2 separate regions of the Mus musculus genome follow, and region 1 is linked to region 2. The links are chromatin loops, found by intact Hi-C in ENCODE. Cell type or tissue: gastrocnemius. All regions are shown on one strand. Links, peaks and the distances in the headings refer to the core of each region. The heading gives the core; the rest is flanking DNA.

Region 1 (8,341 bases), core at 160-8,159, 290 kb before region 2:
TGGGTTGTAGTTCATTCCAAATATAGTTAAGTTGACAACCAGGAATAGCCACTACAGTTGGCTTTCTATTATTTATGTTGTTATTGAAGATCAGCCTTAGTCCGTGGTGATCTGATCGGCTGCATGGGATCATTTCAATATTTTTGTATTTTTGAGGCCTGTTTTGTGACCGATTATATGGCCAACTTTGGAAAAGGTATCATGACATGCTGAGAAAAGGGTATTTTCTTTTGTTTTAGGATAAAATGTTCTATAGATATCAGTTAAATCCATTTGTTTAATAACTTCTGTTAGTTTCACAGTGTCTCATTTTGTATCTGTTGAGATTTGCTTTTTGACCAAGTATGTGGTTAATTTTGGAGAAAGTTGTTGAGTGCTGAGAAGCATGTATATTCTTTGGTGTTTCAATGAAATGTTGTATAGTATTTGTTATGTCCATTTGGTTTACAATATCTGTTAGCTCCTGTATTTTTGTTTTTTTGTTAACATCTTTTATCCTCCTGTTGTAATTGTCATCTTGGAGGCTCACTCTTTCACTCTGCTAACTTAGTTCTAGTCCTAGATGCTTCTAGACTCTGTACAATCTCATTTATATCTAGAATGTTTTCAGCCTTTGAAGTATTCTACTGAACAAGCTTAGCCTTTCTTATACTTTCTGAACTGTGTCTGACTGGTTCAACTCATCTTTTCTTCTTCAAACTCTGCCTGAGCTGATTGATTCAATCTGACTTCTCTGGTCTTTTGACTGCATATTTCTCATACTAACTTTAAAAATATATTTTAAACTCATTATCCTTTTCATTCTCTTGCTCATTGTGTTTTCCCATGTGTGTAGCTTGTTTACTCTCTGGAAATTGTCTCTGTAGAATTCTTTCAACATAAGTGCTTGCTCTGTCTGTCTTTACTGCCCCTCAAGTAATTTCTCTCTCCTCTTTCTGTTCAAGATGGTTGGACATCTTTCTTTGATTTGTCACTTTGTCTGCCACTCAATTAGACATTACTTTCAAATATGGGTGCTTCATTCTACAACAAACTAACTTTACCTTAATTATTTTGGTATTAAAGTTGTTTACTACAGGTGTATCCACATTCTATCCAAGAGATTAAAGGTGTGTGTTAAGTGCTTGGTCTTACCACATATAGAATTTTTTTTCTGTAAATAGCACAGTATCAGGTTTCACTGTCTGATCAGCTATTCTGAAATATTTTGTTGTTTAATTTGGGGCTGAATGGCATATTTGGCAGTGCGAGTGAGGCAACTCCTGTAGAGGTGAGGAATTGTTTGAACTCTGAAAAGTAGACAGGAGCAGATTGGATGCAACTCACAGCAGAGTATTTTATACCAGCTAGCTTGGGCAGTCCCAGTATACCACAGACATACAGGAAGGTTTTGGTAGTGGTGGGTCCCCGAATATGGTGTGTGTGTGTGTGTGTGTGTGTGTGTGTGTGTGTGTGTGTGTGTGTATGTGTGTATGAGAGAGGGAGAGGGAGAAGGAAGAGGGAGAGGGAGAGGGAGAGGAAGAGGGAGATGGAGAGGGAGAGAAACTGTAATTGAGGATATTCCATTGTTATTCCAGTGTGAATTGAATCATGGAGATGCATCCTTCCTCTCTGGATTGCTATGGTGACATGAGTTGTATTGTAGTAGAGAGAACTGTACAACTTTGTTCTAACTTCATGCATATTTTGAGGGTTTTGAGGCAGTCTGAGTCAGTTGCAGTGTTGGGAGTAGAGGAGATTGACTGTGTTGTCTGGGCCACACTGAGGTCCATGACCTATTGGGATCAATTCAAATAAAGCTATTTTGAAAATTTATCCTATATGTTTCCCTTGCTCATTGTAACACTTTTCTTGTATTGCTCTCCAATGGCTTGTATCTAAACAACTGTGAAACTAATGTTTTTGATGTCAATTTACCTCCTATGAATCAAATTTTCCGGATATATGGGGATTGCTATCCATGATAACACCAAATTTCTATGGGAACAAAAGATGATAGACTCAACAGTATCAGAGAAAGATTCAATAGAGCAAAGAAGAGAGTGTTCCTGCTTCTTTTACATTTTAATTTACTTTTCAAAAATTCTCTCCTGTATCGCACATGGGACTTGAGCTCCTCATTCACCAACTTTGTCTCAATGAGTGCTGGACTACCTTACCCATCATTCACCTCAAATGTTTATGGGGCCATATTCTTCATAGATCATCTTGTAGTAAAAGAACACTAGTGGATATCAAATATCTCTCTCCTTCTCTACAGCCTTTGCTCTGTCCAAACCTGGGTTGTCACTATTCATTTGTGATTTCTGTCTGTGCTTTGGTAACATTTTGCTAAACTGACCTCTGTACTCCTTTTGTAGCCATGACCAGTAGCAATAAATCAAAGAATTCATACTTTAAAAAAAATTTTCATTGGTATGTTTATGAACATATAGTCTGGTGGCTCCGCTGATTCAACGTCACTTTTGTTATCTGGTGTCCATGAAACAGTTCCTTTCAGGAACTACTCAATGGGGATGTCCTAGACAGAAGTGAGAGCTGGTATAGGACACTTGAGTTAGATTCCCCTTGAGGTTGATCTCTACTAGATATCAGAATTTGATATTATCTACATCACATGCATATTCACAGACTGTATTTATCAGGTAGAAAAAAATGAAACCACATAAACTTTCCTGCATGTGTCTGAGAGTTTTCCTTCACTTACTCTTTTGTATCCTATCTCCACAGTATCAGTGGAGACCAGAAAAGCATACTGCCTTACCTGTCATTGGCAGTATAGAATGCTGTATTCAATCTATGAATGCTTATATGTGATACAGGGGTCGTTGAAACAGTAGACATGCTCTTTAATTATGAACCATCCCTCAGCACCAACTCTATCTCCATATGTCTGTTGAGACAATGTTTTACTATGGAGTCCTGGCTTCTCTGCAATGTGCTTTGATGACCAGGCTGCATAAGATGTTACAGTAATCTGCTGTCCTCTGCTTCTGTTTTGCTGAGGTTAAGGGCATTGGTCACCATGCCTGACCACATATTTTTCCCTACCATCAAAGTAGGGAAAAACTTTTATATGTTATCTATTGCAGGTCAGGTCACATAGAAGAAATGGTTCTAAGGAAGTGAAGTCACTTTCATGGGCATGCCATTAATGTCTTTTGCACTCTTTGAAAATCAAACTGGTGGTTCCTCCAAAATTTGCAAATAATTCTGCCTGAAGATCAATGCTGCAATACTCTTCTGGGCAGTAGGCATGGGGCAATAAAAGGAGTAGGAGAAAACCCTCACCCCACCAGAGTTCCGGTACTCTGGCCTTGAAAATGCAGAAGACTGCAATATGTTTTCCACACTGCCCCATGTTGGTGTCTGGTTGTGGGAAGCTAGGGATCCAGGCTGCAGGTGGTGGACAAGGGGCAGTCCTAGGTCTCTGGGCCTCACTGAGGCCAGAGATAACAGGTTCTCACTCTCAGGCATCCCAGTCACACACATTTTTAGAAAGAGAGAGAAGAGATAGAGTGTGAGAAAAGAGATAGAGAGAAGAGAGGGGGAGAACCCAGCATGTCTACTTAACTAAATTATGTAGATAGAATAGAAACCAGAGCTCTGTAGAGAGAGAATCAGGGTTACTGGTTCTCAGGAATAATTTCCAATTGGCTGCATCTTTAGAATTACTGCCTAGGAAAAATAGATACAAGCCATCCTCCTGCCTCAGCCTTTTGAGTAGATAACAAGCTGAGAGGATAAAGCTTCCAATTCACCTACATATTCCAGAAGAGAATGTGCTTTTGTGACAATATGGTTGCCACACATTTTCAGAGGATATTTGAGGAGGTTTTGAGTGCATATCTAGTGTCAGGAGCAGAGTAAAGCCAATGTGCCACACACTCAGAGCCATGTATATCACCTGTGAAGAAAACTCAGCCAGGTGTTGGCTCACAACAGCTAGCCTCCTGGGTAGGATGTTGAGGCTGGAGGATTGTTGCTAATTGGAGTATCAGATTACTACAGTTAGAGTGAAAGACTCTTCCTCAAAAATAAATTTAAAAACTAAACTACTACTAACTAAAGAACAAATAAAACTCAGTGAATCAAACTGGTTTAGTTAATGGGCTTATAACTATCAGGCCACTCTCAGGTTTTTGGCTTTACCAAAAGGAACAATTTCAGTCTAGGTAATGAAAAATATCTTATACAGACTGGTGTCAAACACATTTGGGATCTCCCAGCTTCTTCCTGTGGTGTGATAGGGTTAAAGTGCGAGATGTAAACACTAGGTTCTCTGCTTGCTTGCTTTCTTGCCTGCCTGCCTTCCTTCCTTCCTTCCGTCCTTCCTTCCTTCCTTCCTTCCTTCCTTCCTTCTTTCTTTTTCCTTTCTTTCTTTTTTTCTTTTTTTTCTTTCTTCCTTCCTTCCTTTCTTTCTTTCTTTCTTTCTTTCTTTCTTTCTTTCTTTCTTTCTTTCTTTCCTTCCTTCCTTCCTTCTTCCTTCCTTCCTTCCTTCCTTCTTTCTTCCTTGCTTGCTTGCTTGCTTGCTTGCTTGGTTTTTCGAGACAGGGTTTCTTTGTATAGCCCTGGCTGTCTGGAACTCACTCTGTAGACCAGGCTGGCCTGGAACTCTGAAATCTGCCTACTTCTGCCTCCCAAGGGCTAGGATTAAAGGCATGCACCACCACTGCCTGGCTCTCTTTTCTTTTTTAGAAATTCGTTTGTTTGTTTTGAGTTATTGTGTTCCTTTGTAGCTGAGACTTGACTTGAACTCCCTAGAGATGGCATGCAGGCCTTGAACTCAGAGAGATTACTCTGTGACTCACAAGATCTGGTATTAAAGGCCTATAACACAATAACACATCAAGCTCTTTTAGTATTTTGGGGGACATATATGTTTTCCATGCTTATAAGTCAGCAAGGAGAGTAACAGAGCTCCTATGATTGGAGTTGCAAATTGTTATGAGCTGACATATGGAAGCTAGGAATACAACGTTCTTCCTGTGGAAGAGTAGCTCTTCTTGAAACTACTGAGGCATTCATAAAGACTCTAAACAGATTTGAACTCATCTCCTCCAATGATTTACTCAAAGGCAAATCTGGGACAGAAATCAAATCAAATAAAGATAGGAGAGAGAGAGACAGAGACAGAGACAGAGACAGAGACAGAGAATGAGGGAGACAGACAAAGAAAGGGATAGAGACAGAGAGAAAAACAAACAGAGAAAGAGATGTATTTGGTGTTTTAACACTGACTTGGTGAATGGTTCTTCATTTATGGGTCCTCACTTGCCTGCCAAAAGATCTAATCATACTGGGCACACCCTATCTCCTACTACCAAGTCAATCCTGTTACTGAGACCTACCTCTTAGCTCAGGCTATATAATAGTTTCAGAGAGACCTGAGAAATAGGCTGAAAATAATATGGAAGAATAAAAAGTCCCAGGGCTCAAAGTTTGAGAAGTATCCTGGATGGGCTTGGGACCATAGACGACAGTTCAATACATTCCCTCATGAAGATCTGATTCACTCAACTATGTCAAAATAAGATTAAGTGGGTGGAGAGTTCATAATCCTATCAGATGGTAACTTTGGCCTGAGAGGTGTGGCTAAAAAATGGAGGTTTGAGGGAGAAGGAGTATATAAGGACTCAAATGGCTCCACAAGACACTCTGAGCCTTGGAGTGTGGTGTGACTTCCTGACCTTGCTGAGATTGGAGCTTCTGAGAGCTGTGTCCAAAGCAGGTAAGTCATTTATGCCCATCAGGACACCCCATCTGACATTGCCTGATCTGACATTTGATCTTAATGTTCTTTGTGTGTTTGTTTCCTGTGCTTGCTTGCTATTGTGTTGTTATTTTGAAGCAGCCAACCTCATTTAGCCCAGGATAGCAAGAAATCTGTATGTAGCCAAGTGTCATGAAACACTGAATGCTCAGCCTCTACCTTCTGAGATCTGAGGCTATCCTGCCCTGCTTGTTTATTGGCTAAGGAGGCAATATTCAAGACTCTGGCACACTGGACAATCACCATATATCCTCACCTACTGTCCTTTCAAAAATTTTAATTCAAAGTGATATAGATTTATAAGTGTCAAGGAAGAAACTTCTATAGGGCTGAAAAATTCGGTATGATTTCAAGCAAAGCATCAAATTGACAATCTGAAGCATTCATTCTCTTGTTTAATTGATTGATTGATTTTACTTTCTAAATCCAGCTCACTAAGCCCTCCCTTAAACTTCTCCCACTCTCCTAGCCTTCTGGTCTGAGTGAGTGGGCCCTTCATGGATCTCTCCCCACCCTGGTACATTAAGTCTGCAAGATTATGTGCTTCCTCCCCTGCTGTGGTCCCACATGGAAGAGCAACTACAAGAATATATTACACGTACAGGCAACTGCTTTTGGCATAGACCACTTAAGTATATGTGTGGGCCTATGTGAAACCAAGCTGCATTAAAGCTACATATGCATGGGTAACACTATGTCCTGTCTCTGTATGCTCTTTTGAGTGTAGCTCAGTCTCTGAGAGCCCCAAGGGTCTATGTTACTTGAAAGTTTCAGTCTTCCTGTAGAGTTCCTACTCCCTTCCATGCCTGCAGACCTACCCCCTATTCCATAGGAGTCCTCAAGCTCCATTCACTTTTTGTCTATGGGTCTCTGAGTCAGCTTCAGGATGGAGCCTCTCAGAATAGGTATTCTAACTTCATGTCTGGAAGTATAACAGAGTATCATTAATTTTAGGAATTGGTGTTTGTCCATGAGGATGGTCTCATGTTGGAGCCATTATTATTTGGCTGTTCCTTTAGTCTCTGTTCAATCAGCCTCTTATGATTATTATATCTTCCTTCTATGTGATATTCAAGCATTCTCACTTGTCCTTCCTTCTGGTTAGTTTCATTGTGTCTTCATGGGTATCCTGTATTTTGAGGCTAATATCCACTTATTAGTGAGGATATACCATGCATGTCCTTTCTGGATTTATCATCTTACTTAGCATGATATTCTCCTATTCCATTCATTTGCCTGCACAATTTATACTGTCTTTGATTTTAATAATATTCCATTGTGGAGATGTAACCCATTTACTTTACCAGTCTTCATCTGTGACCATCTCTGGTTGTTTCCCGTTTGGGGCTATTAACAGAAAGCTTCTATGAACATAGTTGAACAAGTGTTTTTGTGCCATGGATGAGCATCTTTGAGGTCACTAGAGAATGTAGGTTCCTTTGGGATAGAACTCTGCTCATGGCAGCTTAACTTGTCGCAGAGAACTCCATCAAGTGGAGAAGATGAGTGGCTTATATGTATAGTTCAGGATCTACAAGTCTGTTTAAGGTGGAAGTAGAGGTGGCAAGAGAATTGGGGTCCTCTGAGATAGCAGGCTGCTCAAGGTAGCTTGACTTTCCCCAAAAGACTAGGTGAACAGGGAAGGCAGGAGAGGGAATGGATGCATACCTGTATAGTTTGTGATCCACAGGTCTGCTGAAGGTGGTAGGAGATTGAATATCCAGAGGGAATTCAGGGTGCTTTGGGCAGATTATAATGCCTGGGAGGACTCAATGAGGAGGGAAGATGGTGGGAGGAAGCTTACCTGAAGGGTTCAGGTTACCCTGTTCTGATGAAGTTGGGAGGAAAGGTGATGGAAGGATGAAGGACCTCTTCAAATAGCAGGCTGTTCAGGACCTCAATGCATTCTACCTCTTAAAGAAAGATTAGAGCTCAGCATGGCTCCTGCTTCTAAATCTCATAGAAGTAAAATTTGTGTCTGTTTGATACAATATATTGCTACATTGGTTGTAGAAAAAGCACAATTGTTTCCCACAAAAGTGTCAAAATCAAGCGTGAGTCTTCTGTTACAGAGTAGATTAGGACTCACAGAATATCAGGGAAAAGCTGTTGAAATGGGTCCTTATATATTACCAGGAGGACCTTGAAGGATCTTTGGCAATGAGAAAGATAAAGATATCTGAATAACAAGGTTTTCAATGTCACCAGACCAGTGATTGGACCACATCATGGTTTATGTAATTGGGAAGGGGGGGGGGGTAAGAGGCTTGCTAAAAGTGTTTTAGATGAAATATTTGTTCCTTTGGTTATTCCCTTATCATCTGCATATCTAAAAGCTACAATGAGCTTCAAGGACCCACCAACACTCCAGCAGCTGGCAAGAAGAAGCCTGCTGAAAGATGAAGCCTTGACCATCTCTGCTCTGCCGAACCTGCCTGTGCAACTCTTCCCACCACTCTTCAAGGATGCATTCACCAGCAGACATCCTAACATACTAAGGCAGATGGTGGCAGCATGGCCTTTCCCAACCCTTCCTGTGGGAGCCCTGATGGAGATTCCTGACCTGGA
Region 2 (8,341 bases), core at 220-8,219:
ATGAATCCATTTTATGAACCCAATTCTCCCATTCGATCGAGTGCATTCGACAGGAAAGTCCAATTTCTTGGGAAGAAACACCTTTTAAGCTAAATGAGAACAACTCGGAAATCAGCTGTCTCATCGTGGGTATCCTCAGGAAGGTGTGCTCTGTAAATCATTCGAAATTGCCTGGAAAACATCCCCTTAAAATTGTACTTTGTTTTCATGTTGACTATCAGCATTAATATTGGCTTGTGAACTGTGATATGTATAAACAACTCTTTACCAGTAGTTCTGAACATTTTTATTTAAAAACTTGAGAAAACTTTTCTTGCCGAAGATAATATGATCTTAATTTATTAATTCAAAAGCATATGTCATAGTTAATATTTGTTAGATTGATTAAAGACTGAAAAGTTCTGGAGACATGACTGAAATGAGTTATTTATACATTTAGAGATGTCCTTTTAAAATGCATAATACACTGCAGTACCAAGAAGCTGAAGCAGAAAGCCCATGCCAAGTGTTCCATGCTTGCCTACCTCTGCCAGAGGCTGAGAATAACCGTCCTGCTGTAACTCTAGACCCCCTAGATCTATGTATGCTGCACCAGTTACAGGCCTTGGCAAAATGTGGTGCCTCTGTCACCTTACATTCTAGTGTTTCCTTTCTCTTAGTAAACTAAAGGTTTATTTGAATTTATTAGTATCTGTATTTGGAAAATGTTATAATATGGATTTAGTATTACTAATAAAAGCCTGGGTTACACTGACATTTGCACTTTACCTTTATGCTATATACAGGGTGGGAGGTGGCAGATGTGGCCTCTTGTATTAGAAATGTTGGTTTGATTTTACAGTAGTACATATGTATGGAAAAGCAAACCAAATTTTCATGTACACACTGGAAAATTTCTCTCCATTCTAACTTTTGAGTAAGTACTTCTAAACTTTCTTGTATTCTTTGGTGAAGTTATCATCACTCTTTTTTTTTATTTCTTAAATAAATATTTATATCCAAAAAAAAAAAACACCAAATACATCTCTTTCTCTCTTTGTCTTTCTCTCTGTCTCTATCCCTTTCTTTGTCTGTCTCCCTCGTTCTCTGTCTCTGTCTCTGTCTCTGTCTCTCTCTCTCCTATCTTTATTTGATTTGATTTCTGTCCCAGATTTGCCTTTGAGTAAATCATTGGAGGAGATGAGTTCAAATCTGTTTAGAGTCTTTATGAATGCCTCAGTAGTTTCAAGAAGAGCTACTCTTCCACAGGAAGAATGTTGTATTCCTAGCTTCCATATGTCAGCTCATAACAATTTACAACTCCAATCATAGGAGCTCTGTCACTCTCCTTGCCGACTTAGGGTAGTGCATGCTAACATATAAGCATGGAAAACATATATGCCCCCAAAAATACTAAAAGAGCTTGATGTGTTATTGTGTTATAGGCTTTTAATACCAGATCTTGTGAGTCACAGAGTAATCTCTCTGAGTTCAAGGCCTGCATGCCATCTCTAGGGAGTTCAAGTCAAGTCTCAGTTACAAAAGAACACAATAACTCAAAACAAACAAATGAATTTCAAAAAAAGAAAACAGAGCCAGGCAGTGGTGGTGCATGCCTTTAATCCTAGCACTTGGGAGGCAGAAGTAGGCAGATTTCAGAGTTCCAGGCCAGCCTGGTCTACAGAGTGAGTTCCAGACAGCCAGGGCTACACAGAGAAACCCTGTCTTGAAAAACCAAAAAGAAAGAAAGAAAGAAAGAAAGAAAGAAAGAAAGAAAGAAGAAGAAGAAGAAGAAGAAGAAGAAGAAGAAGAAGAAGAAGAAGAAGAAGAAGAAGAAGAAGAAGAAGAAGAAGAAAGAAAGAAAGAAAGAAAGAAAAAAAAAGAAGAAAGAAAGAAAAAAGAAGGAAGGGAGGAAGGAAGGAAGGAAGGAAGGAAGGAAGGAAGGAAGGAAGGAAGGAAGGAAGGAAGGAAGGAAGGAAGGAAGGAAGGAAGGAAGAAAAGAAGGCAGGAAGGAAGGCAGGAAGGAAGGCAGGAAGGAAGGCAGGCAGGCAGGCAAGCAGGCAAGAAAGCAAGCAAGCAGAGAACCCAGTGTTTACATCTCGCACTTTAACCCTATCACACCACAGGAAGAAGCTGGGAGATCCCAAATGTGTTTGACACCAGTCTGTATAAGATATTTTTCATTACCTAGACTGAAATTGTTCCTTTTGGTAAAGCCAAAAACCTGAGAGTGGCCTGATAGTTACAAGCCCATTAACTAAACCAGTCTGATTCACTGAGTTTTATTTGTTCTTTAGTTAGTAGCTCTTTATATACTGTTTTTTTAATTTATTTTTGAGGAAGAGTCTTTCACTCTAACTGTAGTAATCTGATACTCCAATTAGCAACAATCCTCCAGCCTCAACATCCTACCCAGGAGGCTAGCTGTTGTGAGCCAACACCTGGCTGAGTTTTCTTCACAGGTGATATACATGGCTCTGAGTGTGAGGCACATTGGCTTTACTCTGCTCCTGACACTAGATATGTACACAAAACCTCCTCAAATATCCTCTGAAAATGTGTGGCAACCATATTGTCACAAAGGCACATTCTCTTCTGGAATATGTAGGTGAATTGGAAGCTTTATCCTCTCAGCTTGTTATCTACTCAAAAGGCTGAGGCAGGAGGATGGCTTGTATCTATTTTTCCTAGGCAGTAATTCTAAAGATGCAGCCAATTGGAAATGATTCCTGAGAACCAGTAACCCTGATTCTCTCTCTACAGAGCTCTGGTTTCTATTCTATCTACATAATTTAGTTAAGTAGACATGCTGGGTTCTCCCCCTCTCTTCTCTCTGTCTCCTTTCTCACACTCTATCTCTTCTCTCTCTTTCTAAAAATGTGTGTGACTGGGACGCCTGAGAGTGAGAACCTGTTATCTCTGGCCTCAGTGAGGCCCAGAGACCTAGGACTGCCCCTTGTCCACCACTTGCAGCCTGGATCCCTAGCTTCCCACAACCAGACACCAACATGGGGCAGTGTGGAAAATATATTGCAGTCTTCTGCATTTTCAAGGCCAGAGTACCGGAACTCTGGTGGGGTGAGTTCCTTTTATTGCCCCATGCCTACTGCCCAGAAGAATATTGCAGGATTGATCTTCAGGCAGAATTATTTGCAAATTTTGGAGGAACCACCAGTTTGATTTTCAAAGAGTGCAAAAGACATTAATGGTATGCCCATGAAAGTGACTTCACTTCCTTAGAACCATTTCTTCTATGTGACCTGACCTGCAATAGATAACATATAAAAGTTTTTCCCTACTTTGATGGTAGGAAAAATATGTGGTCAGGCATGGTGACCAATGCCCTTAACCTCAGCAAAACAGAAGCAGAGGACAGCAGATTACTGTAACATCTTATGCAGCCTGGTCATCAAAGCATATTGCAGAGAAGCCAGGACTCCATAGTAAAACATTGTCTCAACAGACATATGGAGATAGAGTTGGTGCTGAGGGATGGTTCATAATTAAAGAGCATGTCTACTGTTTCAACGACCCCTGTATCACATATAAGCATTCATAGATTGAATACAGCATTCTATACTGCCAATGACAGGTAAGGCAGTACACTTTTCTGGTCTCCACTGATACTGTGGAGATAGGATACAAAAGAGTAAGTGAAGGAAAACTCTCAGATACATGCAGGAAAGTTTATGTGGTTTCATTTTTTTCTACCTGATACAGTCTGTGAATATGCATGTGATGTAGATAATATCAAATTCTGATATCTAGTAGAGATCAACCTCAAGGGAAATCTAATTCAAGTGTCCTATACCAGCTCTCACTTCTGTCTAGGACATCCCCATTGAGTAGTTCCTAAAAGGAACTGTTTCATGGACACCAGATAACAAAAGTGATATTGAATCAATGGAGCCACCAGACTATATGTTCATAAACATACCAACAAAGATTTTTTTTAAAGTATGAATTCTTTGCTTTTATTGCTACTGGTCATGGCTACAAAAGGAGTACAGAGGTCAGTTTAGAAAAATGTTACCAAAGCACAGACAGAAATCACAAATGAATAGTGACAACCCAGGTTTGGACAGAGCAAAGGCTGTAGAGAAGGAGAGAGATATTTGATATCCACTAGTGTTCTTTTACTACAAGATGATCTATGAAGAATATGAACCCATAAACATTTGAGGTGAATGATGGGTAAGGTAGTCCAGCACTCATTGAGACAAAGTTGGTGAATGAGGAGCTCAAGTCCCATGTGGGATACAGGAGGGAATTTTTGAAAAGTAAATTAAAATATAAGGAACATTCTCTTCTTTGCTCTATTGAATCTTTCTCTGATACTGTTGAGTCTATCATCTTTTGTTCCCATAGAAATTTGGTGTTATTCTGGATAGCAATCCCCATATATCCAGAAAATTTGATTCATAGGAGGTAAATTGGCATCAAAAACATTAGTTTCACAGTTGTATAGATACAAGCCATTGGAGAGCAATACAAGAAAAGTGTTACAATGAGCAAGGGAAACATATAGGATAAATTTTCAAAATAGCTTTATTTGAATTGATCCCAATAGGTCATGGATCTCAGTGTGGCCCAGACAACGCAGTGAATCTCCTCTACTCCCAACACTGCAACTGACTCAGACTGTCTCAAAACCCTCAAAATATGCATGAAGTTAGAACAAAGTTGTACAGTCTCTCTACTACAATACAACGCATGTCACCATAGCAATCCAGAAAGGAAGGATGCATCTCCATGATTCAATTCACACTGGAATAACACTGGAATATCCTCAATTACAGTCTCTCTCTCCCTCTCCCTCTCCCTCTCCCTCTCCCTCTCCCTCTCCCTCTCCCTCTCCCTCTCCCTCTCCCTCTCCCTCTCCCTCTCCCTCTCCCTCTCCCTCTCTCAAACACACACACACACACACACACACACCATATTTGGGGACCCACCACTACCAAAACCTTCCTGCATGTCTGTAGTATACTGGGACTGCCCAAACTAGCTAGTATAAAATACTCTGCTGTGAGTTGCATCCAATCTGCTCCTGTCTACTTTTCAGAGTTCAAACAATTCCTTGCCTCTACAGGAGTTGCCTCACTCACACTGCCAAACATGCCATTCAGCCCCAAATTAAACAACAAAATATTTCAGAATAGCTGATCAGACAGTGAAACCTGATACTGTGCTATTTACAGAAAAAAAAAATCTAGATGTGGTAAGACCAAGCACTTAACACACACCTTTAATCTCTTGGATAGAATGTGGATACACCCTTAGTAAACAACTTTAATACCAAAATAATTAAGGTAAAGTTAGTTTGTTGTAGAATGAAGCACCCATATTTTAAAGTAATGTCTAATTGAGTGGCAGACAAAGTGACAAATCAAAGAAAGATGCCCAACCATCTTGAACAGAAAGAGGAGAGAGAAACTACTTGAGGGGCAGTACAGACAGACAGAGCAAGCACTTATGTTGAAACAATTCTATAGAGACAATTTCCAGAGAGTGAACAAGCTACACACATGGGAAAACACAATGAGCAAGAGAATGAAAAGGATAATGAGTTTAAAATATATTTTTAAAGTTAGTATGAGAAATATGCAGTCAAAAGACCAGAGAAGTCAGATTGAATCAATCAGCTCAGGCACAGTTTGAAGAAGAAACGATGAGTTGAACCAGTCAGACACAGTTCAGAAAGTATAAGAAAGGCTAAGCTTGTTCAGTAGAAAATCTCAAAGGCTGAAAACATTCTAGATCTAAATGAGATTGTACAGAGTCTAGAAGCATCTAGGACTAGAACTAAGTTAGCAGAGTGAGGCAGTGAACCTCCAAGATGACAATTACATCAGGAGGATAAAAGATGTTAACAAAAAACAAAAATACAGGAGCTAACAGATATTGTAAACCAAATGGACATAACGAATACTATACAACATTTCATTGAAACACCAAAGAATATACATGCTTCTCAGCACTCAACAACTTTCTCCTAAATTAGCCAAATACTTGGTCAAAAAGCAAATCTCAACAGATACAAAATGAGACACTGTGAAACTAACAGAAGTTATTAAACAAATGGATTTAACTGATATCTATAGAACATTTTATCCTAAAACAAAAGAAAATACCCTTTTCTCAGCATGTCATGATACCTTTTCCAAAGTTGGCCATATAATTGGTCACAAAACAGGCCTCAAAAATACAAAAATATTGAAATGATCCCATGAATCCGATCAGATCACCACGGACTAAGGCTGATCTTCAATAACAACATAAATAATAGAAAGCCAACTGTAGTGGCTATTCCTGGTTGTCAACTTGACTATATTTGGAATGAACTACAACTCGGAATTGGAAGGCTTACCAGGTGACCCTTATCTGGAGGCTTGGAGATCCTTATCTGGATCTTGGTATGGAGATCTTGAGCCATAGTGGCTATGGATTCCAGAAGATTAAATCTCCGAGTTCAAGGAACACACCTTTAATCTGGGCTACACCTTCTGCTGGAGACAATATAAGGACATTGGAAGGAGGGAGTCTAGCTCTTGCTCCTTCACCTGCTTGCTGCGTGAGACTGAGTAACTGCTAGATCCTTGGACTTCCATTCACAGCTGCAACTGAACCATTGTTGGGAATTGGGCTGCCGACTGTAAGTCATCAATAAATTCCTTTACTATCTAGAGACTATCCATAATTTCTGTGACTCTAGAGAACCCTGACTAATACCCAACATTCACGTGGAAACTGAACAAAACTCTACTCAATGATAACTTGGTCAAAGAAAAAAGAAAGAAAGAAATTAAAGCCTTTTCAGAACTTAATGAAAATGAAGACACAACATACCCAAACTTATGGGACAGAATGAAAGCTGTCCTAAGAGTAAAACTCATAGCACTGAGTGCCTCCAAGAAGAATCTGGAGAGAGCATACACTAGCAGCTTAATAGCACACATAAAAGCACTAGGACAAAAGGAAGCAAATTCAAAAAAGAGGAGTAGACAACAGGAAATAATCAAACTCAGGGCTGAAATGAACCAAATAGAAACAAAAAGAAATATACGCAGAATCAAACAAACCAGGGGCTGGTTCTTTAAGAAAATCAAGATAGATAAGCACAAATCAGACTAACTAGAGGGAACATGGGCAGTATCATAATTAACAAAATCCGAAATGAAAAGGGAGAAATATCAACAGAATCTATGGAAATCCAAAAAATTTGTCAGATCCTACTAGAAAAGCCTATACTCAACACAACTGGAAAATCTGTTTGAAATGGACAATTTTCTAGACAGACACCAGGTACCAAAGTTAAATCAGGATCAGATTAACAAACTAAGCAATCCTATATCCGCTAAAGAAATAGAAACAGTCATTAATAGTCTCCCAAACAGAAAAAGCCAAAGACAAAATGGTTTTAGTGCAGAGTTCTATCAGACCTCCAAAGAAGACCTAATTTCAATACTCCTCAAACTTTTCCACAAAGTAGAAACAGAAGGTACTCTCTGTAATTCATTCTATGAAGGTACAATTACTCTGATACCTAAACCACCCAAAGACCCAACAAAGAAAGAGAACTTCAGACCAATTTCCCTTATGAATATTGATGCAAAAATACTCAATGAAATTCTTGAAAACTGAAACCAAGAACACATGAAAATGATCATCCATCGTGACCAAGCCGGCTTCATCCCAGAAATGCAAGGATGGTTCAATTTATGGAAATCCATCAATTTATAGTGGATTTTGTTAACAATTAGACAACATAATCCACTATATACAAACTCAAAGATGAAAAACACATGACCATCTTATTAGATGCTGAGAAAACATTTGACAAAATCCAACACCCATTCATGATAAAAGTCTTAGAAAGATTAGCAATTCAAGACCCATATCTAAACATAATAAAAGCGATATACAGCAAACTATTAGCCAACATCAAAGTAAATGGAGAGAAGTGGGAAGCAATGGCACTACAACCAGGGAGGGACTAGACAAGGTTGCCCACTCTCTCCCTAACTAATCAATATAGTACTTGAAGTCCTAGCTAGAGCAATTAGACAACAAAAGGTGATCAAGGGGATACAAATTGGATAGGAAGTAATCAAAACATCACTATTTGCAGATGATATTATACTACTGTGCGCAACCCTAAAAATAACACCAGAGAACTCCAAAACCTAATTAAAAGCTTCAGTGAAGGAGCTGGATATAAAATTAACTCAAACAAATCAATGGCCTTTCTCTACACAAAGGCTAAATAGGCTGAGACAGAAATTAGGGAAACAACACCCTTCACAATAATCACAAATAATATAAAATACCTTGGTGTGACTCTAACTAAGAAAGTGAAAGACCA

The links. A loop is a pair of places that touch in the nucleus more often than their neighbours do. Peaks named below come from ENCODE experiments on the same cell type or tissue, not always from the same donor. Only the 100,000 strongest peaks of a DNase experiment are listed, where the experiment ranks them.
Region 1: it touches region 2 in a loop (22-fold over the local background); 21 of 42 quality-filtered maps call a loop at or near these places.

What each region holds. Positions count from the first base shown.
Region 1 is chr4:143,897,699-143,906,039 of GRCm38, reverse strand. It overlaps Pramel11 (PRAME like 11), which reads left to right and starts at 5,660. Exons shown (of 6, transcript NM_001085414.2): 1 at 5,660-5,731; 2 at 8,110-8,341. The coding sequence starts at 8,115. In gastrocnemius, for the core only: no CTCF peak of the experiment used is centred there; no DNase peak of the experiment used is centred there.
Region 2 is chr4:143,603,410-143,611,750 of GRCm38, reverse strand. It overlaps the pseudogene LOC100044633. Among named protein-coding and RNA genes, the nearest start is that of Pramel21, 7.4 kb to the left of the region's middle. In gastrocnemius, for the core only: no CTCF peak of the experiment used is centred there; no DNase peak of the experiment used is centred there.